Regions from separate parts of the Mus musculus genome. Here all the other regions are linked to region 1. The links are chromatin loops, found by intact Hi-C in ENCODE. Cell type or tissue: heart. All regions are shown on one strand. Links, peaks and the distances in the headings refer to the core of each region. The heading gives the core; the rest is flanking DNA.

Region 1 (4,322 bases), core at 79-4,078:
CATGAGTATTTAATTGGTTGGGACGCCCTGTGCTCCGGCTCAATGTGTGGGGGCTGTTCAACCCCGGGTGGGGAGGGACATCTTCCAAAAGTGAAGTAGGCAATTTCTCTCCCCACCTTCAAGAGTTTGTCAGTTTTCTGAGTAATTTTTAAAGCGCATGCTGGACCTCCCGCCATTTCCAAACGCACAGGCTTCACTTAGGCTTTTAAACTTTCTATTTCATTACAGTACAAACAGCCCTACAAGGCGGCCTCCTGCTTCTCCCCTCAGGCTACCCGGAATTATTCATACTCAAGGTCTACAGAGGAACAGCCCTGGGAAGGAAAAACAGGCTAAGAAGTGAAAGCAAATTAGTAATCCAAACCGCCCTCTCCCTGCCTGTCACTGGAAGGCCTTTGGTGTCTCCTTCCACAGTCAAGGGGTTTTCTGAGCCCGAGATTAAAGGATACATTTTCAGAGCTCAGAGAACAGACATCGCGAGGAAAGTATATCCGCGCAAGGCAACTGGGACAAACGGAGCATGTGCAGAATGTCAGGGTGCGCCTTAAACTCCACAGATAGATCTGCCCGCGGTGGATGTTTGGAATTCCACCCCTACGGGCCTTTATTATTTTCCTTATGCCCTGCAGGGTGGAAGCGAGAGAGGAGATGAAGCTGTCCTTGGAAGTGTTCTAAACCTTAAAGCAGGGGACATCAATCAGGGAGATCTTGTCCCACCGGGATATTTGACAGTGTCTAAAGGATATGTCTTGATTTTCACAGCAGCCGTGGCAGACTGGGAGCTGGCAACTAGGATGCAGCGAACATCGATGACGCCGCTGAGCACATCCGAAGGGACCACCGATCACGGCCCGCAATGAAGAATCCTGTTCTAGAATGCCAATAATGCTAAAGCTAGAAATTGCTGCCATTCAGAGTATATACAACAAAAGCAGAATTTTGAAAAATCCTCAGGGCTGGCGAGATGGCTCAGCAGGTAAGAGCACACTCACTGCTTTTCCGAAGGTCCTGAGTTCAAATCCCAGCAACCACACCGTGACTTACAACCACCCGTAATGAGATCTGATGTCCTCTTCTGGTGTGTCTGAAGACAGCTACAGTGTACTTACAGTGCATAATAGATGAATCTTTGGGCCGGAGCAAGCAGGGATTGAGAGAGTGGAGCCGGCCAGAGCGAGTGGGGCGGACAGAGCAAGCAGAGGTCCTAAAAATTCAATTCAGTTCCTAACAACCACATGAAGGCTCACAACCATCTGTACAGCTACAGTGTGCTCATATACATAAAATAAATAGATAGATAGATAGATAGATAGATAGATAGATAGATAGATAGATAGATAGATCTTTAAAAAGAAAAGGAAAAGAAAGATCATCTCCTACTACCCCGGCCCCACCCTCTTTTCTCATACACACATACACAGAGAAAGGGGGCAGAGGAAAGAGAAAACTGATTTCATTGACACTAAACCTGTACTGTCACTTGTGGCTCTCCTCAGAAGATTAGACTTGATATAATCCTCTGTTGTCACCATCTTGAAGGCCCAATAACTTGGGAAGCTGTTCTGTCTCATTTTTCCCTGGCCCTGAAACTTACAGAACCAGGTCCAGCACAGGAGATGCCACCATTTACCGGAGCAGATCCACATAGTTGCCACGACACCCCTTGCTGCCTTTGAAACTTTGGCTTATCTGAGAGCTGACACTAGAAAATACGCTTTATTGTGAATTTCTATGAACCTGCAAATTTCCCTGCCCGTCAAACTGGCTGGAAAATCCACACAGGGCATGGAGTGGCCTGCATTCTGTGGATCAAGCAGCATAAACAGTATTTTTTCAAGAAGACCCTGTAGAGAAACCACAGGGACAGTAGAGAGGGTCTTCACTTCTACCTGGGCAACAAGCCTATATCCCAGTAACCCTTGCAGAGGAAAAAAAAAAAAAAAAAAAAAAGGCAAGGAAACAAAATTCATTTACAAACTGTCAACACACCTATGAATATGAATGCTGAAAACCACCCCCAGCAAGGGAGGGACCATCTTACCTTCTTGTTAATCACTGCCAAGCTAATATTATGGGTCAATCAGCAACAATGTCCTGGCATCTCTGAAGGGATATGTGACCTCTATAAGCAAACTTGGTCACACACAGTACCAGACAGATCACTTAACATGCCTCGGGTGGAGGGGTAGAGAGTTCCTGGTCTGTTAAACATACAGAGATGGTCGTATACATGTCTGAGATGTTTATAAGGGGTGGGGGATACGTTCGGTTTTAGAGTCTGCACAGTTGAAAAGCCTTTTGCAAGAGCGCTGACTCCTAGGTGAGGAAGCACATCCATGAGTCTCTGCTGCCATCTGCTGGCCGTCCTCCGAGCTGCGGTTAGCACGGTGAACTCGGGAGTCAGCGCAGAGCTACATTTACAACGTAAATGGGCTTTGGGGGGGGGGGGGAGCATTAGAGCACAAATCATACTCACTGCCACATTAGTAAACAGTTGAGAACATCGATAATAATTTCTGATTATGTAGGCAATTCTACTGAAAACGGTGCTCACAGCAGAATTCATCACTGAAGCCTGTGAGCAGGCAGCGCGGACTGAGCTCTGCGGGGGGGAACAACAGTGCAGGGCTGTGGGAAAGGGGAAAAAAAGGTCTGGGGCTGAGGGGACGTCAACAGGCTCCGATCCTAACGGGTCTTTAGAGGTGACTATCTACTCCTGCAAAGGAACGAAAACAAAACTAAAATTTTGAGCCTGCTTTTCCAGATAAAATAAAAATATGATCGCTATCCGTTCTTAAACAATACCTCATTGCTTTCTTCAAAAATAACACAAATTAGGTCTGGAGAGATGGCTCAGACATTAAGGGCTAGGCTCACAACCAAAATAATTCAAATTAGATTAACAATAATGACGGTAGTAATGATATAGATTCCGTAAGACCAGAGACTGTTTTATTTTCACGACTAGTACAGCCACACACAGTAGGTACTCCAAGAGATAAGTGCCTAGTCAGATGTGACAGTGGACACTGGAAGTCCCAGCTGCTTGGAGGCTGAGAGGTGAGAGGACCACTTGAGCTCACAAGTTCAAGACCAGTCTAGGCAGAATACTTGGTCTCAAACACAAAATAAAATGAGATACATGCTTAGCAAAGGAAGCTGCTAGCCCCTGATAATGGTCCTACTGTTGAGTTCTTTAGATTCATTTCACTTTTATAACCTGAAGGTACAATGTTATTATTCATGTGCTTTTAAAGGAGATATACCCAGCAAACAGACACGGGTGCTTATTAGCATGGATTAAACATTCATAATAAAAAAGAAACATAAGAATAAGAGGCAGAAAGATCTTCACATTTGAGGCCAACCTGGGCTAACTGGCCAATCTAAATTACCTACCAAGATCTTGTCTCAAAAATTTAAAAAAAAAAATCAGTGGCTGGAGAAACGGCCCGGCAGGTAAGAGATTTGCTGCTCTTGCAAAGAACTCTGCATGATGGCAGCATCCACATGATGGCTTACAACTGTCAGTAATTCCAGTTCCAGGGTCTCTCTTCAGGTACCATACATTACACTAACATACGTACAGGGAAAAGATTCATACATATAGAATGAAAATACGTTTTAAATTTATTTTATGCGCATGGTGTTTTGCCTGCATGTCTGTGTGCCATGTGCTTGCCTAGTGCCCAAAGATGTCAGAAGACACTGTGGGATCCTCTAGGGCTGGAGTTTAAAGAAAACAAAAATGCATTAGGGGCTGGCAAGATGGCTCAGTGGGTAAGAGCACTTAAAGACTGCTCTTCCAAAGGTCCTGAGTTCAAATCCCAGCAACCACACAGTGGCTCACAACCATCCATAATGGGATCTGACGCCCTCTTCTGGTGAGTCTGAAGACAGCTACTTACATATATAACTAATAAGTAAATAAATATTATTTTTTTAAAGTATTAGCTGCCTTTAGACTACACATATAATATGTACTGGAGTATAAATAAACCTAATGTTTACACTTGATACATGAAGATATTCTAAAACCAAGAAGAAAGACGATAAATGTGTCTTACACGCGTTCTCACGACCGGCCAGGAAAGACACAACAAACCAGAATCTTCTGCGGCAAAACTTTATTGCTTACATCTTCAGGAGCAAGAGTGCAAAACTCAAACCCAAAAACGAAAGCGAAACCCCGTCCCTATTTAGGAGAGTTATCCTTCGCCTAGGACGTATCACTCCCTGATTGGCTGCAGCCCATGGCCGAGTTGTTGCCACGGGGAAGGCAGAGTACATGGGGTGGAGAAATACCCTTGGCACATGCGCAG
Region 2 (4,322 bases), core at 242-4,241, 620 kb before region 1:
GCTTATCCCCTCGGTGCAGGCCACACGGAACTAGGATTTCACTTCCCCAAGCCAGGTCATGGAAACTACAACCTCTTTCCCCCAAAGCAAAGAACAAAGCCTTGAGATGTTGATGTTATGTTGTCTTTCGTAATCTGTTGTCTTTCTGACTTGGAGGTGGTCACAAAAATCCTCTTGACTGTCTTGCTGAGGTGGATAGCAAGACTGTGTCATATAAGTGGGAAGAAGGCAGGCCACACAAGAGCCCAAGAAGAAGCTGACAGACTTGGCCCGTTCCCTCCCTAACCTGCTACCTGTCAATCACATCATCTGTACCCATTTACAACCCTAAACAGTTGGCCTTGCTTTTCTGGGCTGATAAATAAAAATGGGCAGTTTGTATCATATAATTAATTATCCCCCAGGGAATCCAAGACGACACACAGCAGAGATCCCCCCCCCCCCCGCCCAGCTCATCAGAGTGTACTGTTCACAACAACCAAGTTATGGGATCCACTTGGCTGTTGTGGACGGATGTGCAAATAAAGGGCCTACATATACAGTGGAGTATTGCTCAGCCAAAGAACGCGATCTGGGCATTCACAGGAAAACGGATTGAGCCAGAGATCACCATATTCAGCAAAACAAGCCAGGCTCAGGAAGTCAGTGGCACAGATTTTCCCTCATATGTGAAGTCTAGATTTCTCTTTAAGACTTGAATGTAAAACTGAGACTGTTTGAGAACAGCAAGAGACCCAGTGAGAGGGAGAGAGCAGGAAAGATAAGCCAATGGGAATAGATATGAGCATATTATATACATGCGCAAAAAAAAATGTCAGAAACCTATTGTTTTGTGCAGTCAACATACAGGATTTTAAGCACACAGTTTACTTTGGCCCTCTGTCTTGGAAGATCAGATCAAATAAATTTACGCAAATGTCTTCTGCCTTTCTCTTGGTATGGGGTGTCTACTGTGACTCTTTATGATAGGCAAGAAGGAGTTCACAGGCTCTATAATGTCAAAAAGATAAATTTATTAAAAATTAGGAAAGGAATTAGTGAACGGGTAAGCATATCAGCTTTATAATAAGACCATTGGAAGCACCGCCCCTCGGAGGTCTGTAGTCTCCCTGGACTCTCAACATGCCCAGGGCTAGCCAAGGTAGTCAGTAGTCTATACTGTGTCACGCTGCAATTCATGGGTTTTCCAACCCATAGTTAGGAAAACTATGTTAACTTTGTATATCCAGGGGTCATTGTTGGACTTCAGGGCAGATAATCCTTTGTGAATTGTGAAGTGCTTTAGAAATATGAGTGGTTTCAATGTGGTGATGTGAATACTGTATTTCCATTGGCTTTTCGTGACTCTTAATTGGCAATTAACACATAAAAAGCCCTTGAGTAGTTCAAAGAAAATTGATTCTTCCTCCCTTAGCTGCCCACCTACAGACACGGGCAAGCAGGAGGAGGATGGAAAAGGTCCCATGAAATAGCTGCTTTCTGCAGGAGGCCCAACAGCTCAGCTCTCAGGATACAAAATGCCCACAGCGATCTCCTAACACTGATGTGGGATGCTCTCCAGTGATGATGGCAGACCACAATTACTTAAAATAATGACAGATGGATTTCAGACTTAAATGAAGATGTTGTCTTCGTCTATGTAAACTCAAGAATCAAACATCTTATTAATAAAGGTATCAACTAACTGATCAACAACAGATGTCTTAAAACTTCCATAACAAGAAAAGTAGCCAGCATCCAGCTGCAGGGTGACTCCATATAAATCTCTATCCGACTTGTTTTGCCCGTGCTTCCTGAGACTAGTAGCATTAAAGCTTGAACATGAAGGTTTTGAAACATTAGAAACTCGACACAAGCATCCATAAACAGAAATAAATATGTGAAGCTCATGCAAGCGCCCCCCCCCACCGTGTAAAAAACACATGCGTCAAAAAGAAAGGAAGGAAGGAAGGAAGGAAAGAAGGAAGGAAGGAAGGAGAGAGAGAGAGAGAGGAAAGAAAGAAAGAAAGAAAGAGAGAGAGAGAGAGAGAGAGAGAGAGAGAGAGAGAGAGAGAGAGAGAGAGAGAAAGAAAGAAAGAAAGAAAGAAAGAAAGAAAGAAAGAAAGAAAGAAAGAAAGAAAGAAAGAAAGAAAGAAAGAAAAGAAAGAAAAAGAGCTGCCTTGTGTTTTTAGTTGTGGTAGTGCCCTCTAGCGTTCAGAATGGTATCTGCAGTCTTATTAAATAGCGCAGAGCCCGATCCATGGATCATTAAACCTTCCTCCCCCCAAATGAGAAATCAGACTAGCAAGAGTATTATATCCGTGTTTTACAATGCTGCATCCAGAAAGACCATTTAGAACAAACTAAAGGGAATAAATCATGCACTGTGGTTAGAAAAGCTGGTTTAATGAAATTTCAACGTGAGGAAGAAAGACAACCACTCTGATTATAAAGCAGATCAAATACTTTTCTCTGTTAACCTTATCTTGGTGTGGGAGTATCAACTGTGACCTTTTATATGAGCAAGAGGAGTACAGCCCCTTTGTAAGCCTACAACATTAAAAAGAAATGTATTCAAAGCAAATAAAGAAGGTAGCAGGCAAGTCAGATCAAAAATGGAATTGGCGACTGGATCTTTTTCCCTGAATAAAAATGTGCACACACTGCTAACTTTAGGGGCTCATATCACACCTGAAGGCTGTGTAGCCCAAGCTAAATGTTTGTCTAGCAGTGTCCCAGCTTGTACCTGTCTGAAATTCTGATTTAAAGATAAAGATGGAGAATGATAGGGCGGTACACAAACTAACACTGGAGTTTCTACCTCGGAATAGTAAAATATGCAAATCATGGAATGAGGAACACTAAATTCACGATAGTCATTTCCTCCAAGGGGAGGGGAGGCTAAGAGATGGGGTAAAGATCAAAGACTGCCTCTCTAACACATCTATGCCATCAGTTCCTCCACAGCAGGTCAAGTGTATAAGGCTAGATAATGTATATGTACAAAGATAATTGATTCCCATTTTGTATCTTCCATTCTTGTTTATATATTTGACATTCTTTTTTAACCTTTTAAAAAATTAATAAAACACTAAATTATTCCACTTAAGTAATATCAGATAGGGTTTCATTAGCGTTGTAAAAAGTGTTACTATTATCAAACATACAAGTATAGTTTCTGAATAGAATATTTAATTCTGTATTGTACAAATTCACCAAGCAATAATTTAAATAAGTTAAAATATTAATCTTGAACAGACTATTGTTCTCTTCACAGAGTTCTTAAGAAGAAAGCTTTTATCTTTATGGTTATAATTTGATTTCACGATAGAAAAAGGGGAAATTCTTCTGAAACTAATGTTATATTAGAACAAAATTTATTATCGATCCATAGTCATTGTACTATAAAATATAATGAAAGTTTAGATAAGGTATTATTCTCTTTGGGGATCTCATATATAACAAAGTCAGCGTGAAGCCAGCTATGTCATTGCCTGAGAGCCTGAACCGAATTGCTGCTTAATTGATTCCCGCTTGTGGCTGCAGCAGCAGAGCCTCCCAGAGCATTCAGGGCTGCCTCTCAGCCCAGCCCATCACAATGCAAAGCAGCAGGGATGAAGTGGAACCCTAGGGAAATGGCGCAGCGCAGGCGCAGGCGCAATGGAAGGGAGGCTGAGCTGAAGGACCAGCTTCCAGGTCACCTGGGGGAGGTGGAGGGCAGGCCCAGACGCTCAGGGATGACCTCAGCACTGCCCGACTGTGCATTTTTTGGCTCCTGGAGTTTCTACCTCAAAGGTCAGGGCCTGCCTGGGCTCAGCTTTTCCTAAAAAAATGTTAATTTGTGAGGACCTGGTTAGCTCAGCTTTGGACCAACGAAGGACAGAACTCTCATAGTGGGAAAAAAAAAACGGGCAAGATCCTGTCATTCTCAGCCTGAAGTCTCCGGAGGAACTGGGTTCCTCAGGATTTTTTTATTTTATTATTTTTTTGACTTGTTCCATTAAAATGACTTCTTCCTAACCAGAAACTGTGCCTCCCAACACCAAGCGAGCTTTCATCTGTCTCTTGTTCCTGGTTTCCCATCCCCAGGCCACCCTGACCTCCAAAGGAAAGCCTAGTCGGGTCCCCACCTCCTCACCAGGTCTTAGTCACTTAGGCCTTTATTTATTTACTTACTTAGGGAGCTGGTATGCGAGATGGTATCAAACTCAAGGTCACCCATCTTGGCAGCAAGTGCCCTTTCCGTGCCGAGCCATGTCCTCCATCTCGGGTAGATAAGTAGATAGTTGCCTTTTTGCCACCAGAGTAAGAATATCTACGGGAAGATTATTTTCTTTGTTAGG
Region 3 (4,322 bases), core at 213-4,212, 470 kb before region 1:
TTCTAATCAAAAGCTCCAAGAGAATAAAAAGGCGGCTTTGGAGACTCGTGTGGATTACATTTGTTTTAGAGGTAAGAGCATGTGAAAAGCCAGTGCAAGAAGTCTAATAAGAGGGAATTACAAGCGACTGGAGCAGGGAGGAGGAGAAGGCAAATGTGGTTTTACTTAGAGCATCATCTCTGCCAGGGCCCAGACTGCCTTCCACTTACGCTCAGGCTTGCTCTCGCAGTTAAAACCCCGGCTTCCTCCATAGCAGGTACAAACCAGGGCGTTGCCTAGGTAGGTCCGTTCCCACTGCTGATTTATCTGATAGTGCTTCCCATTGTCAAAACAGCCAGCTGCGAAGAATTGATGGGGAAAGTTATTAACAGTTCCATCCCTCCCTCTCTTTTTTCCCCTACAAAACTACTGAATTTTGCCAACTGACTTGGTGAGCCTGCACAAACAAAAAAACTCTTAAAAGCAATATTCCACTAAAGTTCAGATGTGGAAACTAGCTAATCAAAGATTTAAGCATTGTTTATGTAGATGGATGTTTAGGGGTTTTTTCCTTCTTATCTTTTAACTTGGGTAAAAGTTATACAATGACGTCATGTCCTTATGGGCAGGGGAACTACCTCAGCAGACTTGAAACACTCTGAGAGGCCAGAAATAGAAATTACTTTTAAATCCTGAGGGCTTCAATACTCTTAACAACAACAACAAAAAGACAAGAAAGAAAACTTAAGTTGGGTGTCTTGATGACTATGCCAATAACCCCAGCTCTGTAGAAACTGAGGCAGAAGAATTGCTCCCAAGTTGAACACACAAGCCTGGACAACACAGGAGAATGCCAGGCTAGCTTAGGCTACAGTGTGAGATCATGGCAAAAAAAAAAAAAAAAAAAAAAAAAGAAAAAAAAAAGAAAAGAAAAGAAAAGAAAAGAAAAAGAAAAAAAGGAGGGAGAACTTTTAAATTTTCCTCTAGCCCAAGATAAAGGAAGAGTGTGTCTCTGAAAAACTGGAAGAGAAATGGCTATCCTTGCTCTTGGGGAAAGAATCCTAGGCTACCCCCCCCCCCCCAAAGCACTGAGCCAACTAACATCTCTTTCAAGTTGGTAAGAAACTACCTATTTAGATAGTCTCACCTCCTCCCCGTGTTAAATATTTAACCAGCTATTTGCTGATAAAGAAAATAAGGATCAGGGGAACCACAATAATCTCTGATGTAAAATTTGTAAGTTCGTGTCTCTTTTCTCTTTCACACGTTTTGGTTCCTGGAAGGGCGAACTGAAGGTGTAGAATTTGTTAGCGCACTTGAGGGGAAGAACAGACGGTCCCTACCTCCACTTCACCAGCAACCAGCCTGTTCAGACCTAAGCCTTTTGTGTCCACAGCTGGTTTCCCTCGATAAAGCGCGCACTCACACACGTTCGCACAGCCACGCACGCGCGCAAAAACTTTAGCCACAACTTGAGCGGGCGCTTGAGGACCAACCCATCCCTGCCGCCGGCCGGTTTGAACCAGACTGTCGGTACTCACGCTTGCTCTGACTGACAGCCACCGGGGATTGAGGCTGCACGATTTGCTGAGCCTGCCTCTTGCTCTTCCCGGCTTCGGTGCAGCGCACCGAGGTCCCCAGGCACAGGACTGCCAGCAGCAGCAGCCGCCCGGGTCCCGGACCCCTGAGCATCTTGAGTGGATGGGAGGAGAGTCGCCCTCCCCAGGAGGCAAGTGGCCACGAACTGTGGGTCCCCTCGCAGCCTGCGGGAAAAGTCCTGAGGTGGGGACGCCGGTAAGGAGATGGAAGGAGAGGACCAGAAGTTGTCCGGCTCACACCCTGGGCTCCTTTTCTCCCCCTGTGCAGCGCAGCGGGTGCGAGCGGTTGAGCCCCAAGAGCAGAGGCTTATATGGGACAGTACCTTCCCGCCCCCCACGAGGCCCTGCGCGCCGGGGAGGAGGGTCCGGTCCGACTCCTCCCGCCCCTCCTGCCGCCGCAGCCGCCGCCGACCGCGCGCCTATTGGCCCAGAGTCCGGGTGACGTCACGGGGTACGGTGGGTTCGCCCCGAACAAAAGAGATGCTGATCTCCCGCCAGGTCTGGGACTAGAGAACTTTTTTCCCCTTTCTGGTTTCCTTTGCGGTCGTCAAACTTTTGGGAGGAGGATTGGGGGTAGGGATGGGAAACGGCTGTAAAGTGATGTAGACTCGAAGGAAAGGGAGGGAGGGGCTGGAGCCTAAGGAAGCCTGGGGTGGTAAGGCTTACCCCCCTCATCTCTTAACTTTTTTTTTTTTAAATTGGTGGCTGTGGTGGTGTTTGAGAACATTGCGTCACCTCTGAGAAAAGTCTGTGCACACCAGAGTGTATTTTGTGGGAAGGGAAAAAGTCATAAAGTGGCCACCACCTTGTCCCTGTAGGAATCCAAACTTCACTTTTGCAGCCCCGGGGCGGGGCGGCTCCTTCTGGGTGCTTTTCCTGGGTCCTGGGCGCCGCCTAGGGTCCCCTATCTTTGCCTTTATGGTGTTAGGTAGGCTCAGACCTCGGTTTCTCCACGCAGTACCTGCCAGGTTTCAAGGAAGAGCCTGGGAGAGAGTGAGCGCGTGGCAGAGGTGACCCCCTTCCCTGAGCTTCCACAGCCCTCGGTTCCGCGCGGCGCTCTACAGATTCCAGAGAAACTCACAGGACCAAGTTTCTCTCTAAGAGGAAGCAACAGAAAGTTTCTTTTCTAAGTCGTGAAGCACAGTTTTCCTTTCCTGGGGATGGGGTGCCCGTTTCTTTTAAAAGGGCAGTAGTGAACAGCTTAAGAAGGGGAAAAGTTGAACTGGCTGATGAAGGGGGGCGGGGGGACCCTTCCCGTCCATGCCACGTTCACTGGGCCATCTGCACTCAAACCTAGGTGGCCTCTGAAGGGGGAGTTGGGGTGAGGATGGGTACAAAGATTTAATGTCTTGCCTCCCTCCAGACTTTACCCCGAATCCCCTTGCATGTGTCCGGGCGTTTATTTTATTTTATTTTATTTTATTTTCAGACTTCGCAGTCATGGCAGAATTCCACTATCCACCCCTCCCCCGCTGCCAGATTTTTTATATTTCAATTGTTATCTGCTCCAAGAATGTATAAAGTTCCACTGAAAATTCTCTGGACTTCCTACACTACTGAAGTTGAAAAGGGAATAGGAGACGTCCCCCTGAAGCCAGCAGCTCTAACACGTTGGTCTTTTTTTTTTTTTTTTTTTTAACCTTTCAGACACACACAAGCCCAGTTGCTTTGGTAGGGCTTCAAAAAGACCTTCAAGAAGCCCACTATTTTCAGAGTAGCAGATCCGAACCCCAAACTTGGCTTTCTCCCTCGGTTAGGCGCATGGTCTCCTTTGCTTTGAGAACATATTAAAGCTACTAGCTAGCAAAATATGTTGTTTGTACCAGGTTCTTGGATAATTTGAATTTGTGTGCTTTATAAAATCCTCAACACATTAAAGACACAAAATTAACATTTATCTTTATTGATGTAAAGAACTAAAAACAAAACAAACACACACACACACACACACAAAAAAAACCCACAGCAAATACCAGTTTCTTACAAGCAGTGTAAAATAAGTCAAGAATCTTTGTGACCAACACTCAGGGTTGAACCAGTGCCATACATTCCCCCAAATTTAGAATCCCGTCTGAGTTAGTTTTTTTGGAATTTCTCATCATCCCTTGACAAAACGGTTTTCTCTTTCAGATATAAAAGGGCTCCTTGTAAAACAGTGAACTTCTGGGAAGTGCTCTCTCCAGGGGGGGAGAAGGATACCTGGAAATCAGGATGCTTGCTAGATAAACCCGAAGGGAAGGCTTTCCACAAATATGGTAGATTCTGGAGGAAGGAAATAAGTGGTTAGAAAAGAATTTTGTCACAAAAATATGATAGTTTGGTGTATTTACCGTACTCAAAATACTTTAAAATAATATACTTATTGGAAAGGTTTGTGGGGAACCCACTTTACATTTCAGAAGAAAGTTTTCTCTTTCAGTCCCATAGAAAATGTCTCTGGTGGCCCACAAGCAGAAATATTTGGCTGAATTTTATAGGAATGCTTTGACTTGAAAGTTGTGTTTTGGTTTTGATTTGGGACATGGAGATATTTTCTTAATTAAGGTAAACTGGCCCTGCTACGGTAGCCTTCCCCCATCCAGATCTCTTCCAATTCAAGTCGATTATCTCTAACTCAGAGGTAATGAAATCTTAAAGACTACAGTTGGGGGTCAGGGAGCTGGAGAGATGACTCAATGGTTAGAGCACAGGCTGCTCTTCCAGGGGACCCAGGTTCTGTTCCCAGCAACCACATGACCATGACCA
Region 4 (4,322 bases), core at 247-4,246, 2.0 Mb before region 1:
AGTTTCATTTTCCTGCTGGGACTTTAGTCCTTTCATGGTTTTGTCCTGGTCTAGACTTCTTTTCCTTCTCTTATTCAATCCTTATTTGCATGTGATTTGCATGCGATGCTTTCCATTAAAATACATGTTAAAATACATGTTTCTCTCAGCTGATTCCTTACCGACCTTAACACTGTCCATAGACAACCCATTGACAACCCTTCTTGTGTAGATTTATGCCACGAGAGAATCTCTTCCACTGTACCATATGTCAAGTATCACTGCTGATCACTTTGCTCCTGTTTGCAGATCTCTTCTGTGATGAGAGTAACTGATTCTGCCTGTGTCCTCCACATGGCCCTATATTTGCAGCTTTTAGCTTCTCTGTCCTTTTGAGTCATGAAGGCATGCATGTTTTTCATCCCTCACCTTGTATTATCTGTTTCTATTTCAGATCATGTCACACCAATATACATTAAATACACACACACACACACACACACACACACACACACACACACACACACACAAACACACACACACAGCTGACTGTTGTCTCATTGCAATGCATTTCAGATGAAATGTCAGAGCACATTGTTTAGCCTCTCAGCATTGCTCCTCCAAAATCTGTAATTCTCTCCAGTGAGTCTTCTATTTTCTCTGTTTCTGAATATCAGGATAATATAATTCTTTGCTTTTGCCTTATGTTTATTGATCATACTCATTTGTATATGTTTAATCATAAAAGTTAAATCATTTTCTTTTAAACTCATATCCTCTCCATCCTTCAAGGACTCAAGTAACACCAAGCTCATGATAGTATCTGAATAGCATAGTTTTTAATGCTCTATGTATTTCTACTGTTTTATAACAATCATTTTACTTATAAACCATTAAGTAGAAAAAGTTTAATATTATTTCTAGAATAAAAAGATCATATCAAAATAGTGTTTTAGATGAATTAAAATGACTCTAGTTCTTAAAATGCTTATTTAAGCAAACAGACTTGCAGTATTAATGCAAAATAAATTCAGGCCATGTTAGGAAATAATAGGGTGGACAAATTCAAATATCAAGAACATGGGCATGAAAACATCCTTGTCTACACTGGAATGGTATAGACTCTTGTCAAATGTAGCCATGTTGATCTAGCATCTACAGTACTGTTGGTTTGGGGAAAAGCAGAGCACAGACTAGGGACTATCGTCTGGCATAGTAAGTGTGAAAGCATGTTCACAGACACTCATTTCAGACGGTGCAGAGAGAGAGTCAGACTTAAACAGGATGCACCCACCCATCAGGATCAGTGGCTATGATGGGAATACAGTAGTTACTTTATACATTTTCCTTTAGCTTTAAATTCTGCAATAAGCTTAAATTAATATTATCATAAAGCTAATTTATTGCATAACTAAATATGAAAAGATAGCTGAAAATAGTTATAATTTTAAAGGATATCTCCATTCCATCTTTAGTAGTTGAGTTTTACGAAAATGAAAACAGTCACTTATGTTACAGTGCTATGCATAATTTGATATGTAACATATTAACTGCCCTCATATTTATTAGTTACAGATATCATTTATAAGTAGAGCTGTGATCTGAAGGCAGTTCTTTATGTTGACCCTGTTTCTATGGATTTTGAAAATTGGTCATTTACTTCAGAAGTCATGGCTACTTGTCTTTACCTGATAGAGGTTGGAATGTTTAAACAGCTGTAGTTTACTATAAGCAATTCAGTTGAATGTGGAGACTCAAATAATAATATTTACTGTAAGTCAATCTGTCAGAATTACATGGTATTATAATTTATAATAATAATATTTAATAGCTTGCAATTTCATTCAGCTCTCTCAAACAAAACATACTAAATTCTTTGTGATCAGAGTGTGGAACAAACAGGATGAGATCTTTTTTTCTTGAAAGTCATTATAAGAAAGAACCATGCAGTGAGTAGTATTGGAGAGATGGCTCAGCAGTCAACAACACAGGCTGCCTTTCCAGGGATATTCATTCAGTCCCAGAACCCCCAATGCAGTTCATAACCACATGAAACTCCAATTCCAGGAGATCAGACATCCCTTTCGGACACCCACAGACATCAGACATACAGACTGGTGCACAGATCTACAGACACGCAAAGCACCCATACACAATAACATATAATAAAGTAATCTGAAGCTACAGGCTCCCCTCTTTGTCTCAGGACTTTCCCTTAATTTAGCTGCAGGCCCCTTCAGTGTCAGGCCTTCACTCTAATCAGTTCCTCGGGCACTCCTACTGAACAGTAGTAGCTCTCTTGAAGGCAGTGAGAGACCATCTGGGAAAAGACTCTTTTCTGCCCCAGGAGTTGTCTTCCAGATCCCCAAAGATGAAAACAAGACAGATCTTAATAGGCAGCACTTTGGTTCCTTCTGGTTTTACCTGAACAGACAAGGCTGGTGTTGTTTGTTTGCTGTTTATGATGCAGAAACAGATCATAACACCGGCTCTCCAATGCCAAACCATCGTTCCTTCCCATTTCCCATTCTAACATCTCACCTACAACCACTTCCTGCCAGGGTTTTTGAGGGCTTTAGGCAGAAAATGCACTTGGGAATGTGTACAGGATTGTCTGCTAAGACTTGATGGTTCTAGACACACCCTAAATAAATAGGGTTTACCCATACTTACCCATAGATTTCTACCTGCATCTGAAGCAGAGTTTACAAATGGACAGCAGGGGGCGGCAATTTCCAACATAGATCTGAATATCAATGTAAGTTTAGCCTTAAGTTATGCGGCAAACATCAGATTAGTGCATTTGCTTAGCATTATCTCTATACTATAATTATCTAAAGTTGCTTTTACTAAAAGCTTTGTAAAGGAAAGATTTTAATTAGAATTTTGCATGGCTTCCTCCCTCCCCTGATTTGACTGCTATTTCAAAGAACCACACAATCATTGAAGATATGTGTTTGTATTCTTCTTGCTTCCTGTTAGCCTGGTACTCCATAGAGTAGAATCATCCAAACAGAAGTACAATTTGATCTAAAACTGATCTTGGCCTTGGTATAAAGAACAACTGTAACTTCACCTCTTTCACACCTACCAGATGTCACTGAAAACCAGGAGAACACCTTGAAAAAAACATGGAGAACTTTTTTTTTTCGAATTCCTGGGTCTTTTCTCCCAATTGTATTTCAAAGTTCACAGTTGTTTCAGTGAACCGTGTGTTTGCCAGTTAATTGGTGCTGAAAATTTTTTTTTGTAAGGTTGCATTGGATAGGAATATTCAGTACCATTCATCCTGTGGTATTATGTTTTTAAAAGAATGTAATTAGGGAAATATTTTTAAAGAAATGCAGACTTCCTGAACTGTTTGTTTTTCGGTGAACAGGCAAGACTTGTAATCATAATATCTGAGAAATGGAATGGAAGAATGAACTATCACTGGAGCTTGTACAAAAATAAGGGATTCTTGCCTTACAGTAATTTGGTAGTAGTGTGAATACTGATGGTCCTGACTTAAATCGTTCAACCTACAATTTTTCAACATTATGACGGTGGCAAAAGAGTATATACTCAGTAAATCTTACATATTTGATCCTTTCTCTAGGCTAGCCATAATTCAGAAAAATACTCTCTCAAGATGCTGGTCTATAGCAGCATTGAGCCATCATGCAGTCAATCATTGGCTGCCAAGAGAAAGAACAGAGACACCATACAGTGAACAGTGTAGCCATTGGCTTCTAGACACAAGTGGTCAATAGATTACATGAGGTAGTCACACTGTATTAGAAATCACACTTATTTTTTGCCAGATGAAGACAACAGTGTTTTGAACATGTTTCAAAAGTAGACTTTAACAAGTAAGTCGTAGTGTGTGATAGTTGGATTCACTATATGAATTTTCTGCTTACAATGTGTTCAATTGATGATGGACATACGGAGTCATACTCCATTGGCAGTCAAACCTCTGTCCATAAAACCTACTGAACACTGAAAAGCAAAAGCAACAGCAGATCACTTGTAAGAACACTTATAGCCCAAGACAGGAGAACACAGCTCTATACTTTGCATGGGGGCAGGGCTGTAGTCCCAAGCAGTTAGCAAGCAGGAGCTACAACCATGAAGCTTTATAACTGTGTATGTGAATCCTGGTTCCAACAATATATGTTAATTGCTTTTGTAAGAAGTTTACCTGCTGACGAGGAGTTGAAACCATTTCCACTGGAATAACTAGGGATTATGTCTATGGCCTTTGCTGAAAACGGTGATTTAGCCATGTGATCTGATGTTTAAGAATTGAATGGGAAGGAGACAGAGTAATGATCTACAGCCTTCTTGCTTTCGCCAGATGT
Region 5 (4,322 bases), core at 85-4,084, 480 kb before region 1:
AGTGGCCGTAGGGAGCGGGCTGGGGGTGAGTCTGCGGTTGGTAAATAGCTGTTCGGACATCAGTGAAGGAGCCAGATCCTAAGGGCAGGAGAATGAAAAAGTTATAAAACTGGAAGGGAGAAGTCAATGAGTCCAGAGTCTTCTTGGCTTGACCCGGAACTTCCGCACTCAGCCCAAGAAGTGGTTCACAAGACTCCTCATATAATCCTCATCGGAGCCACACCTGAACAGCACATCTAAGCGACAACATTATCCTGCCGCACAACACAACAGGTTATCTTTCACAAACCTTCAGTCACGCTAGGAAGCGATCCATCTGTGAGCTCCACACCCCTCTACCACTCTCCCCTCCCGCCTGGCTGCTAGCCTTCCCTGCCCTGTTCTAAGCTTCAACCCACTGAGCTGCTCATCATTCCTGGGTACCATGCTCCTGCCTTCTCCCTATGGCTCCCCACTCATCTGAAATGGTCTGCCTTGCCTGTCTTCCCTCATAGCTCTCATATGCTCTGTGTGTGGCCTTTCCTCTTCCTGAGAGACCCCTGAAGACCCACAGGGGATATCCTGCCTTCTCTAAAACTTGGCTCTCAGGAGGACACCCTGGAGAGCTACGGATTTCCTAAGTTATCCCTCTTCCTGGGTGTCGGTGCTCAGCAGAATTCCTTAGGATGTCTGTTTGTTTTCCTAGAAGCAACCAATCCTCACAAGTTTCCTCGGATAGTTAACACAACAGATTGTGCTAGCTTCTCTTTTAGAAATCTGGCTTTTGAAGGTCAGAGTCCGTATGGCAGCGGAAGAGCTTCTAGAATGAATCTAGCCTCTTCCCCCAGCGCTGACGAGCACAAATACCCAAAGAGAACTCAGACAGAGGACGCCAATGGTGTCAAGGCCCACCATACAGAAGGACGGCAAGGCCCTCCTAGAAGAGGTTGTTTCGTTTAACAGTGTTTCTCAAACCCTTTAATAGTGAAACACCTCGGTATATTAGTGATGCCATAAAAATAGTTAACACGTATTGTTTAATCCCAGTTAGCTCAGTTAATCCTTCATGTAGTTCAGTCGACTGACATTCGTAACTGTTCTTCCTCTGCCTTATGGCCAATAGCTGTTTTTATCGATGATAATTGGATAATGTAGAGATCATCAAATGTAACCTTGTTTGCTTTCACAAGGATTAATTAGGTCCAGATAAACTCGTCAAAAGGGGAAAAAAATCTAATTACTATTGCCTGAATGACTGACTGCTAAGAGGCTAAGTAACAAGGCTGGACTATCACACAGTAAAAGCTAGATGGAAACCCAGAGCGCAATAGCGGGAAGGTACCACCCACAAGAGCTGCACTTCCTTCTTCCGATGTGTGTGTGCATGAGAGACAGCATCTTTTTTTTTTTTTATTTTTTTTTAAAGATTTATTTATTTATTACATGTAAGTACACCATAGCTGTCTTCAGACACACCAGAAGAGGGCGTCAGATCTCGTTACGGGTGGTTGTGAGCCACCATGTGGTTGCTGGGATTTGAACTCTGGACCTTCGGAAGAGCAGTTGGGTGCTCTTACCCACTGAGCCACATTGAGCAGGTTTGACTAGAACTCACTACGTAGCCAAGGCTGACTCTGGACTTCTGATCCTCCGTCCCTCTACTTCCTGATCCCTGGAATCGCAGGCACAACACACCCTCCTTTTATTTAGTGATGGGGAACCAGAACCAGGGCTTTGCGCATGGTTGGCAAGTGCTCCGACCCCTTCCTCAGACTCTGACCAAGCATCCAAGATACATACAAATACCTTTCTTTGTTTTAGTTATTCTTTTAAATTTATATAATAATTATTGGGGTGTTTTGGGAGGGTGCTGGGAACTGAACCCAGGGCTTGAGGATTCCAAGTACATACCACACATTCACTCACTATTGCTTGTCCATGTGAGGGAGGGTGCATGCACATTATCTATGTGCGCATGCGTGTGGAGAGCTTGTGCATGTAGAAGGCAGGGATTATGCCCAGAGCCATCTTGTTTTCTATGACACCATCTTTCACAAACCTAGAACACAACTTCCCCCAACTCCCCCAAGAAAAGTGGGCTGGCCAGCCACACCATCTCACTAACCTGGAACCACCCCCACACTTCCAAAGTAGTGTAAGCTGGCTGGTCTGTAATCCCCAGGTATCCTCCTGCCTCCACCTTCTTGGTGCTGGGATAACACCATCACACTTGGATATTTACTTTGGTTCTAGACTGAACTCTGAGTCTCATGCTCATAAGCCAAAGCCTATACTAATAGAGCCATGACCAGAGTACACTATGCTTTCCAACCCAGCCCTCTGTGCTAAAGGCACGTCTCAACTTCATTCCACTCAACTTTGTTCACAATATAGAATGAATATTTTTAAACAGTTATGTGAACGATTCCAGCTTCTTAGCTGAAACGCTATAAATCACCCTGGCGTGGAGCTGTCCCCGGTCCCAGCGCCTCACCGGCTGAAGCACTTTGTAGAGCATGTCGCTCACACTTCCACTCCCCTCTGCCATTGCCTGTGCAGACACACTGAAGCAGGTTTCCTCGGTTGTCCTTCTTGCTCCACGTGTCTCCAATCCTATAGGATGTCCGGGTGTCCTGATCGTTGCATCTGTCTGTTTCAGGAGAGAAGCATTGAATATAGAAGTTATCTAGTAACCGACACGCAGCCATCCACACTAAGATGGGAATGCTGCAGTTGAATGCTTCTGAGTGGCTGTTGTTGGTGTTAGTACATCCTACCCAGTGCTGGTGATGCATATATTAAAATTCAGATACCCGGTTCGTTACAGTACAGCCCTACCTCTCCATTTGCCAAAGGAAAAAAAGAAAAAATACTATTCAGTGTCTTTTATTGATTAAAAAAAATTAAGATTTTCTACATTGGTTCTTTGACTCAATTAATTATCTGGCAATCTACTCTTTACTCCTCAGTGTCTTCCAGACCTTTTTCTGTAATTACAGCCCATGGCCCTCCTTTCAATAAACAATAAGGAGGCAGGTCTCTTCCGACTGCCCCAGGGAAGCTAAAAAGTTAACCACACCAATCTCTCCACTTGTTATGTAAAAGTATTCCTGTGGAAAAACAACTTCTCTGGCTAGAAGGTTCTCTTTTCTTGCCCCACCCAAAACCACCTGTTTTACAATTACAAAGTCACCCACGTGGTTAACCCCAGCGTCTGGGAGGTAGGAGCAGGAGTGTTAAGAGCCCAAGGTCTCTCTCAGCAACACAGTAAGTTCTAGGCCAGCCTGGGCTTATGAGAATCCTCCCTGTATAATAGTAATTGTAATAATAACAGTGACAATAACCAATAGCAACGACAAAATGGCTTATCCCACGGTTAAAAGGTCTCTTCTGGAGTTAAGGATGCTGTCTCTTATTATCCTTGTAAAAAGCTGGCCCCAGGCATCCTTCTTCCCTCCCGCTTCTAAGATTGTCTTGAAGTCTTAATTGCTGCTTCTGCCTTCAAAGTTCCATTTAGAATTTCAAACTAACAACAGCCTTGGAATTTGCTGAAGCATGAATTTTAAAACGCATGCAAAAAAAAAAAAAGTCAAATCTAGATATCTTGAATGTGTTTTGTTTATCCAGCTTAAACTAGTAATTAAAAATACCACCCAAGTTCAAATTCTTTGCCACACAAAAATAAGTCATGGAAAAAGATCAAATGTTTCCCCCAAACTTATAGGATCCTTAGATCTTTTGATTTAAAACTGTGATGAGCTTCAGTCTTCCAAGTCGTTTGTGGCAGTATTTTCATTGAAGACAAATTAGACATCTAATTCTGAGCCACTGAGCTGGCTTAGTGAGTAAAGAACCTTGCCACCAAACCTGACAACCTGAGGTCACTGCACCCTGCGCGGTCCAAACTGTCCTTTGCCCTCCACATGCACACTGTGGCGTGTGTGCCTCCCACCTCCACACACAAAATAAACACATGTAGAAAGAAATCTAATTCAGACTCTTACCTATCATTTAAAACCCTTCTGACAGCATGCAAAGTTTCTCAAACAAATAGCATGTGATCAACAAAATTTTATAAGTACTTACTTTGTATGTGGCAATATGGGGAGGGAAATACGAACTGGGCATCAGCCTTCAGAGAACACTTAGTAGGTCAAAGATGAGGAAGGCTCATGTATTAATCACTTACAAAGCTCAGCATTAGGAGTTTCAAGAGATACTGATTCAAAGATACTGAAAACAGGTTCAGGTTTGACAACACTGTTAGCTGGGGTCTTGGACCTCTGTTCTTGTGTGTCTATGCATTTGCCTGAATCAATGGTTGATTTTTTTTTCCTGACACT
Region 6 (4,322 bases), core at 75-4,074, 550 kb before region 1:
GGGGCCACATGCATGTACCTTCATACCCGCAAGAATGAATTTTTGTGTGTGTAAAATTTGGGATTGTAGATATAATACTTACAATTTTTTTAATTTGTGTCTCAGATGGACCAGTCCTACAAACCAGATGAAAATGAAGTTCGAACACTCTTTGGTCTTCGTTTAAGCCAGAAGAGAAATAATGGTGTCGTTGACAAGTCATTATTTAGCAATATTGTCACCAAGAATAAAGATGTAAGTTTGGAAGTATGTAAACTAAAAGTTAATAGCATGTCTGTCTTCAGTATATGTAAGCTTATTCTTTATTAGGGTCCAACCATATTTGTAAATGGATAGATATGCAAGCAGCTAGCTCATCTTTGAATTGTCAGGTATGCCTGACACATTAGAAGCTTATGTGTTTATGTACTTAAATAGAAATAAGTATCTTTAGTCATACCTAAGTAAGCTCGTGTCTTCTGCAACTCTATGCATGCGTTAGGTCATGGATGTTTTGTTTTGTTTTGTTTTTTTCCGGATTTTTCAAGACAGGGTTTCTCTGTGTAGCCCTGGCTGTCCTGGAACTCACTCTGTAGACCAGGCTGGCCTCGAACTCAGAAATCCGCCTGCCTCTGCCTCCCGAGTGCTGGGATTAAAGGCGTGCACCACCACTGCCCGGCACAGATGTTTTTCTGTAGTGATAAATGATGCTCTGCTTCAGTGAAAAGCCACCTGACAACCCGAGTATGATCTGTGCTCTCCGATATTCAGGTCGTGTCCTTTGTCGCCCTGTACAAGAGTCTATTCTTGAGACACTGATGATATGGGGAGAATCGCTCACATGCAGTCTTCCATTCAGTCACAGTGCATTATGGGAGAGGACCATCCTCTACTGTACAGATTATAGAACTGGGACAGAGAACAGTTACATCTGTCTAAAGTTACAAGATAGGGAAATGAATAAGAGGGTAGCGGTGTGTGTGTGTGTGTGTGTGCGTGTGTGTGTGTGTGTGTGTGTGTGTTGGGACTGACCACAGAGTCTGAGCCAGGCCTTAGTCCCTGAGCTATTGAGCCTTCAGTTTGAAGGACTGCTTCCTGGCTTACCTGCTGTCGTGCCTGGACTTCTTATTCAGTGCTGGGCATTGGATGTGCAGGTGTTTTGAGAGTCTGTGATTTTTTTTTCCCCAGAAATTGATTATGCTCCTGGCAGGCAGGTGAAGCAACATGGCTCATACCTTGTGAAGGACTGAGCTGATTTGAAACTTAGGCTTTGGTGTTTGTGAGGGATGGTCTGTCTGTCTGTCTGTCTGTCTGTGGTTCAGCTCTACAGAAGCCGGCTCAGATCCAGCTCTTGTGCCCTCTGATCTTGCATTACCCCAGCACCGTGTAAGCTTCTGAAATCCAGCGGGGCTCTCTCACCCTCTCCTCTTGGGAAATGTTCAGATTGTTGAGCTCACTGTTTCCTTCCTCAGTTTTTTTCTCTGAATCTTTGCTGTGCGTCTGGCTTTTCTGTGCTTCTGGAGGGGCACTGGTCTACTTACAAGAGGCCATTGTAGCTAGAGTAAAAGATAAAAGAGATCTGAAGTCTCCCCCCTTTAAAAATAAGATTGGGCTTCAGTGGGGAGTTTGCTTCCATCCGCCCCACAGGCATTGCTCATCGTCTTTGATCTAACTCAGAGTGCCAGGGGTATATTTGAAGTGGACTTCTGAGAGGCTATTTTCTATAGAGTCATGTGTACTGGATGGCTCAAAACAAAAGATGAAGGGTATATTAGTGATGTTAATATATAATGTTAGAATAATATATATATATATATTTTTTTTAAACCATTTTTTTATTATTTTACTTATTTACTTTACATCCCACTCACTGCCCCCCTCCTGGTCACCCCCCTCCCACAACCCTGCTCGTTCCCCTGAAAATCTTTTAAAACTAATCTTCAGATGTTGAGATGTAAGAAGTGTGGGTTCACGTGCAGTTGTTGAGTTCTCTCTCCTACATTCTTTATCCCGTTTCCCTTTTGCAGAGTAGAAGCTTCATTCGGATGAAGCCAAGCTTATCTTTTTCTTTATTTTTAAATTTTCATTGCATGTACTCAATATATATGATACTGTATAACATAAGGACATTTTCATGCATACAGTGGATATTGTATTTAACCATACATTCTCCCCCTCTCCCCCTTTTAGTCCTCCCCACTCTCTTCTCTTTCTTCCCATAGACAGTTTTTTCTTCTTTCATATTGTACATACTGTGGATTCATGATTTTATATATCTATAGATCTAGGGAGCACAAGCAAAATAGAATATTTGTGTTTCTGAGAGTGGTTAAGTTATTTACTTAATATGATTATCCTCAGTTACATTCATTTTTTTCACAAGCAACATAACTTCATTCTTCTGTGTGTGTGTGTGTGTGTGTGTGTGTGTGTGTAGTCTGGGCTGGCCTTGAAGCCCAGGTCATCCTTCATTGACCTCTGAGTGCTGATTGCTGGGACTGCAGGCCTCCTGTATCTTTTTTGTAGCTAGTGTAGCTGTCTGTAGCTGACACCCTTCGCATGCTTAGAGTGCACACTTGCTTCATTGTTCTCCTTGCTAATTTGTACCAAAGGTGACGTTTTACAGACTTAATGCTGAATGTTGGCTTTAGAGTTTGCAAAAAAAAAAAAATTATTTATTTCCAAAACTATTTCTTTGTGTACACCAGGCTGACCTTGAACTCACAGACATCCACCTGCCAGGTACTGGAATTAAAGGTGCATCATTGCCACCAGGTGCAAAATATTTTTAAATTTTAAAATATTTTTAAATAGCTTCTTAAAATGTTTTCGGCAAAGCAAGAAATACTATAATTTGACTTTTCCAGAATAGCAGTGGTTATATGTACATCATAGCAGTGCACAACGTATATGAAAATTAATCTTCATGTTAGTTCTGATCCTGAATCTTATATCCTCAGTTAAAGAAATTCCAACCAAAAAGTATTGTCATTTTCAAATGAAGAGCGTGTCTCATTGTGTTGCTGAATGGTTGTTATCAGTGTGAGAGTGACACATGGGACTGCAGAGAGTGCACTGCAGTAGTCACAGCTGTGCTCACGTGGTTCAGTCTTGAGTAAAGTATGACTGTGCAGCATAATTTGTCCATCTGGCTGTCACTGAGGGACCTAACTGTATTAGGTCTGTCACATTATATCCGTACCTTAAAATCAAGAGATTTCTAAAGCCTGGTGAGACTTAGCTGTCCTGTTTGTTTCAGCTGCCGGAGTCTGCACTCAGAGACCTCATTGTCGCCACCGTCGCTGTCAAGTATACTCAGTCTAATTCGGTGTGCTATGCCAAGGATGGGCAGGTAACCAAGCTGTTGGGACAGAAGAGTAAGCAGAACAGAACAGTAGGCAAAAGCCTTGGTGCCGGGAAAGGGAGATTTGCCAAGTTTCTCTTCCTGCTGTGTCAGTCAGGATTTACTCAGCACCTTAGTAGACTTGAAAACTAGCCAGAGCCAAGTACTGCACTTGGGTACACTGGTTCCTGCTTAGAGGAAGCTGCCTCGGGTGGGGCTAGTAAGACTGGTTTACACACACACACACACACACACACACACACACACTCACACACAGCTCATCAGAAGAGCCTTTCAGGATTTTCATGGTTGCCAGCTATGAAGTTTGCCAGTTTTAGTCACTAAATCCTGACAGACTGTGGTCTCTGGTCCTTGGGCAGGATCTCCAGAGCCAGCAAAGCCACTCAGAGTGGAAGCTTCACTACTGTCATTCTTTGAAAAGACAGTGTTGCGGGAGAAATGTCATTGATTGCTAACGTCCGTGTTCCTTAGGTTATTGGCATCGGAGCAGGACAGCAGTCTCGGATACACTGCACTCGCCTTGCAGGTGATAAGGCAAACTCTTGGTGGCTTCGGCACCACCCACGAGTGCTGTCCATGAAGTTTAAAGCCGGGGTGAAGAGAGCAGAGATCTCCAATGCGATTGATCAGTATGTGACCGGCACTATCGGTGAGGTGCGGACTGATTGGCTTCCCAGTGGACCGTGTTGCGGTCGTCTCATGTATGACAGTCTTCCACCATCCTACCACAGAGAGGCTTCTCAAAACCCTCAGTAGTGTGAAATGCTTAAAACACCTTCCTCACCCCTGTCAACCTCACTGCTGCGCCCACAAACCTCTGAACCACAAACCTCTGCTTCCTGGGTAATGAATTCGGATTAATTTTATAGGCCCGTACTTCCCCTATGGGTTATAATATTGTCACTGCAGGGCTGTTCTTCTCCATCTGCCAGCATCCCCTAGTGTCAGCAGAGGTGACATTAGACTTGAGCCACACGTG
Region 7 (4,322 bases), core at 110-4,109, 540 kb before region 1:
AACAATGAAGCAAAATCAAGCTGAGTTGCTTTCTTGACCACTTCGCTTATGAATGTGATTCCCACCCTGCCAGCTCTGCTGCCTTCTTTCAAGGAACTTCAGATGAAGACTTCCTTCAATGAAGTTACGACACACACACACACACACACACACACACACACACACACACACACACACACGCTCGCGCACATGCATGCAAGCGCACACACCATGTCAGACAGCTATTTAATGGCACCTGGATCTGTGTACTTCTATGGGTTGAATGGTAGTGGGGGAACCTGGGTCTCATGTAACCCAGGGTGGCCCCTAGCTCCCCATGTAGTTGATTACCTTGAACTTCTGACCCTACCTCACTTCCCTAGTGCTAGGAGTGCAAGCACGCACTACCACATGCATGCAGTAATGATTGAGCACAGGGTGTCTTCACATATACACTAGCGCTCTGCCAACTCGACCCCATCTCCAGTCCTGTTCTTTAAGACATTGTCATGTAGCCTAGTTTGGCCATGTAGCCCAAATTCAGGCCGGCCTCCAACTCAACAGTCTCCTACCCAGACTTCATAATATTTAGGATTACAGTTGTGTGCCATCATACCTAGTATTCTGTTGTGTTTTTCTTTTGTTCTGTTTTTGTTTGTTTGTTTGTTTGTTTGTTTTTCGAGACAGGGTTTCTCTGTACAGCCCTGGTTGTCCTGGAACTCACTTTGTAGACCAGGCTGGCCTCGAACTCAGAAATTCGCCTGCCTCTGCCTCCCAAGTGCTGGGATTAAAAGCGTGCACTACTACCACTGGTGCCCGGCTTGTTGTTTTTTTTTAAGACAAGATCTCACATGCCAAAGCCCAGGCTTAGCCTAGAACTGTCCAGATTCATGACAATATTCCTGCTTCGACCTCCTAAGCAATGGGATTGAAGGTGTAAACTGACAGCCCCGCTCTTCTGTCGTTTTGATGGATACACTGCAGCTAGCTTGCCAACTATTGGGATGGAGAAGTTGAACAAGCGACAGCTTGGGGGCTGGGCCTACTGTCTGTAAGGAAAGCTCCTATCAGCTGGACTCTGCAAAATTAGCGCTTGAAACCTCCTCCAAATGAGAACTAAAGTCCAATCAATCCAGGTGACCTAGTGTGTTCTTCCAGCAAATGAACCAGGAAAGACATTGTTCTGAATGTGTTCCTTGCCAAGAATTTACAAAAGTGCTCTTCACTGAATATTAGTGTATTTTAAAGTAGTTTTGAATTTTTTGCTAATTAATAATTGTGGTAGTTTGAATGAGAATGCTGTCCCCCACCCCCATAGACTCATGCTTGGTCCCCAGCTGGTTAACTGGTAAGCATTAGGCATCTTCGTTGGCGGTGGAGCCTTGTTGGAGGAGATAGGCCGCTGCTACTGTGCCTGCCACATCATGGACTCACCCCCTGAAACTATAAGCAAGCCTCCACTTACTTCCCTTTTTAAAAGTTACATTGGCCATTGTGTCTTTTCACAGCAACAGGATAGTAACTAAGACGATAATGAACTTTCTACTGTTTTTCTGTGCTATTTACTATTCCAAATGACAGATATTTTAGGTAGGAGTGAACCTAAAACCTCCACCATTCTAGCAAAGTGCTCTACCATTGAACCATAGGTTCCATACTATATACCCCAGGTTCAATATAAAAATTCAATTTTCTAAATCTTGTTCATTGAAAAGGAAATTACTTTTGCAGACCAACTGTATGTAAGTAAACTGAGCTGGGAGTTCAACTCAGACTCCAAGTGTCAGCTAACCTGAATGGGCTAGACTCATGCCATAGCACGGGGGCCCCCAAGCAGAACGCCATTCAAATCATTGGAACAGCTCAGAATCCTGTTTTCCTTGCAAGTGATCTACCTGAATAGGTGTTCATTCAAAGAAGCAAAGGCCTGTGATGATTAAACAGAACTATAGGGCTGGAGAGGTGAGGGCATTTGCCGCTCTGTTATGAGTTCAAATCCCAGTATCTATCTCACAAACACTTGTATCCAGCTCTAAGGGACCCAGCATCCCCTTCTGGCCTCCTGATTTTCATGAGCAGCTACACACACACTTGTATGTATGTACACACACACACACACACACACACGAATCTTATTTCCTTTATACTCCTAACGTGCTAGCTAGCAAGCTTAGCCCACATTTGAATCCATTTAAATCTGATAAGGCAGAACCACAAGTGAGGACACAAAATGACGCAAAGTATCAGTGCTTCTGTAAGGCCAGGCAGGCGCTCATGTGCAGAAACCACCCCAGCCCAACACAGTGCCTCTTCACATGCTTGTAGCATCGAAAAGAAAAAGGACATGCATGAAGACAATTTTTCTCTCCAAACACATGATGTTAAAAAAAAAAAGAAATGACGTCCACATCATGGAATGTAAATCTTTTTATTAAAACACTTGTCTTTCCACAGTAGTAAAGCGTTGGCATGTGCTTATAAAAATAATCACCAACCATAATTATACTGAATTCCTCTTATCAACTGCATACAAAGTGTCTTCAATACAATTTTTTCCGTATAAAAATACTGGGAAAAATTGATAAATAACAAACAGGTAAGAGAAAGGTATTTCTAGGCAATCTGAATTGTTGGGACAAAGTGAGTCCTGTGGGAGGGGTGTTTGAACACACAGCCACAGGCCATGTCCTGACAGTGCTGCAGGTCAGATGGCAAAAGAAAGCAGAGGTGTCTGGGTGACTTTCCTGCTCAAGGTCTTGGGTACTAGCATTCAGTACATTTCCTCCTAGTTGGCTACCTGTGTTTCCCTATTGATCCCAGACCAAACCATAAGAACTTTTGATTCTCTTAAACAACACTGAGCAGTACTGAAACCCTGAAGCAGAACAGGGTGACCAACTGTCACCATTGAGGAGAGAAGTCTCAAAACATCCCACGGGGCGATGCTTGGAGAAGCTGTAAATTGTGCTGAAGCTGAGAACATGGCTCCAGAGCAAAAGGCTTAAGGGTGAAAGGACCACTCAAAGATGGAGGGTCTGCTAACATCACTGGGGTGTGGATTGACCTTGGTAGAGAGACACTTGTAGGGTGGGGCTGGAAAGATTACTCTCGAGAATCGTCTCTGTCAGCTTGCACATCTAGCGGCATGAAGCACTCAATGGGGCAATTTACGTTCTGTCAAAATAGAAGACAAACATTAGTAGCAAATACTCGGAAAACCAAAAGTGTGTGTGTTTCGGGGAGGGTTGAGTGGAGATTTGTGTCACAGGTGTTTTATAGGAAGGATAAATAGTTTCAAAAGACTAGCAATGTACTGAGCAATAGACAATGCTTAGGGATTTAGTAAATTATAACGAGTTATAATTAATTCATGACTTTGTGTGTATAAGGAGCCAAGAGTTAACTTTAATCAAGCAAATGCTGTCTGCTTTGTTCATGAGCCTGAAGTTCATTAACAAGGCTACAGTGGCTGGCCAGACAGCCCCAGGGACACCACCCACACCCTATTTCTACCTCCTCAGTGAGGAGATTATAAGCACTTGCTGTAGCGCCTAGCTCTTTTACATGGATGGGTCCTGAGGACTGGACTCATGAGCAAAAGACTTATCTCCAAATAAAACTCATTTGGTTCATTCAAGAAAAGCATCTATCCACCTGCCCCTGGCTGCATGCAGGGAGAGTCACGGTGGTGGGGGTGGGTGGGGATATGTGTACACTTACAGTGTTTGTTCTCTGATTGTATCTCTGTGTATACTGGTTGTAGGTGTGGCCGGTGGTGCCATCGGGACTGGGTTCAGCAGCCCCAGGTCTACGGCAGTTGTCACAGCGCCAGCCCTGAGAGGAAAGACACGAAGTTAAATGGGGTTTAGGATAACCTGAGGGTATCATGACTGAGTTTCAGCTCTTGCCCATCAGCAGTACAAGCAGTTAATCAGGAGACTGCAATGATGCCTGTGTACAGTCGTAACTCTTACAATAGATCTTGGCTTATTCATCTGTCTACATATGCTTTCCTTTCCGCTGAAATATCCTCCTCACTTCTTTTGCTCTTCTCATCTTTGGTCCTACCTTCCTCCTTGGTAGGCTTTCTGCTCTAGGTGGAAGATTTCTCACAGACCCCTAGGGCTGCGAAATCAGTCACAGTGACTTGAGAGTGTGGGGACAAATGCCATCACTTTCTGGTGAAGGAGAGGAATGACTTGGAAGGAACCAGAAAGGACGCCGTGGGTCCCAGGTAGAACTGGGTACCTGGCCACATTCTCTTTCCAGTCCCTTCTAAAACCTCCCTAACCTATACTATATAGCCTTAGCTCTGGCCAGAGGTGGGGCTGGGTACAGGAAGA

Evidence for each region. A loop is a pair of places that touch in the nucleus more often than their neighbours do. Peaks named below come from ENCODE experiments on the same cell type or tissue, not always from the same donor. Only the 100,000 strongest peaks of a DNase experiment are listed, where the experiment ranks them.
Region 2: it touches region 1 in a loop (6-fold over the local background); 13 of 42 quality-filtered maps call a loop at or near these places.
Region 3: a loop joins it to region 1, with 3 times the contacts of the local background. A loop is called at or near these places in 2 of 42 quality-filtered maps.
Region 4: it touches region 1 in a loop (6-fold over the local background); 3 of 42 quality-filtered maps call a loop at or near these places.
Region 5: a loop joins it to region 1, with 3 times the contacts of the local background. A loop is called at or near these places in 2 of 42 quality-filtered maps.
Region 6: it touches region 1 in a loop (3-fold over the local background); 7 of 42 quality-filtered maps call a loop at or near these places.
Region 7: it touches region 1 in a loop (3-fold over the local background); 7 of 42 quality-filtered maps call a loop at or near these places.

What each region holds. Positions count from the first base shown.
Region 1 is chr1:72,121,496-72,125,817 of GRCm38, forward strand. It overlaps Gm4319 (predicted gene 4319), which reads right to left and starts at 2,263. Exons shown (of 3, transcript NR_166632.1): 1 at 2,042-2,263. In heart, for the core only: a CTCF peak has its summit at 2,354 (motif pointing left); a DNase peak (open chromatin) is centred at 2,346.
Region 2 is chr1:71,503,853-71,508,174 of GRCm38, forward strand. No RefSeq gene overlaps it. Among named protein-coding and RNA genes, the nearest start is that of Atic, 51 kb to the right of the region's middle. In heart, for the core only: a CTCF peak has its summit at 2,208 (motif pointing left); no DNase peak of the experiment used is centred there.
Region 3 is chr1:71,651,312-71,655,633 of GRCm38, forward strand. It overlaps Fn1 (fibronectin 1), which reads right to left and starts at 1,923. Exons shown (of 46, transcript NM_010233.2): 1 at 1,521-1,923; 2 at 210-338. The coding sequence starts at 1,671. Apol7d (apolipoprotein L 7d) reads left to right here and starts at 2,024. Exons shown (of 4, transcript NR_040308.1): 1 at 2,024-2,075. In heart, for the core only: no CTCF peak of the experiment used is centred there; a DNase peak (open chromatin) is centred at 1,990; H3K4me3 peaks cover 2,965 bases; H3K27ac peaks cover 3,248 bases.
Region 4 is chr1:70,125,533-70,129,854 of GRCm38, forward strand. All of the region lies in intron 11 of Spag16 (sperm associated antigen 16), which reads left to right. Among named protein-coding and RNA genes, the nearest start is that of Gm23879, 170 kb to the left of the region's middle. In heart, for the core only: a CTCF peak has its summit at 2,700 (motif pointing right); no DNase peak of the experiment used is centred there.
Region 5 is chr1:71,643,074-71,647,395 of GRCm38, forward strand. Fn1 (fibronectin 1) reads right to left here. Exons shown (of 46, transcript NM_010233.2): 6 at 2,474-2,629; 7 at 1-78. Among named protein-coding and RNA genes, the nearest start is that of Fn1, 8.0 kb to the right of the region's middle. In heart, for the core only: no CTCF peak of the experiment used is centred there; no DNase peak of the experiment used is centred there.
Region 6 is chr1:71,572,803-71,577,124 of GRCm38, forward strand. It overlaps Atic (5-aminoimidazole-4-carboxamide ribonucleotide formyltransferase/IMP cyclohydrolase), which reads left to right. Exons shown (of 16, transcript NM_026195.3): 12 at 106-234; 13 at 3,239-3,331; 14 at 3,815-3,997. Among named protein-coding and RNA genes, the nearest start is that of Atic, 18 kb to the left of the region's middle. In heart, for the core only: no CTCF peak of the experiment used is centred there; no DNase peak of the experiment used is centred there.
Region 7 is chr1:71,583,131-71,587,452 of GRCm38, forward strand. It overlaps Fn1 (fibronectin 1), which reads right to left. Exons shown (of 46, transcript NM_010233.2): 45 at 3,700-3,813; 46 at 2,343-3,153. The coding sequence ends at 3,082. Among named protein-coding and RNA genes, the nearest start is that of Atic, 28 kb to the left of the region's middle. In heart, for the core only: no CTCF peak of the experiment used is centred there; no DNase peak of the experiment used is centred there.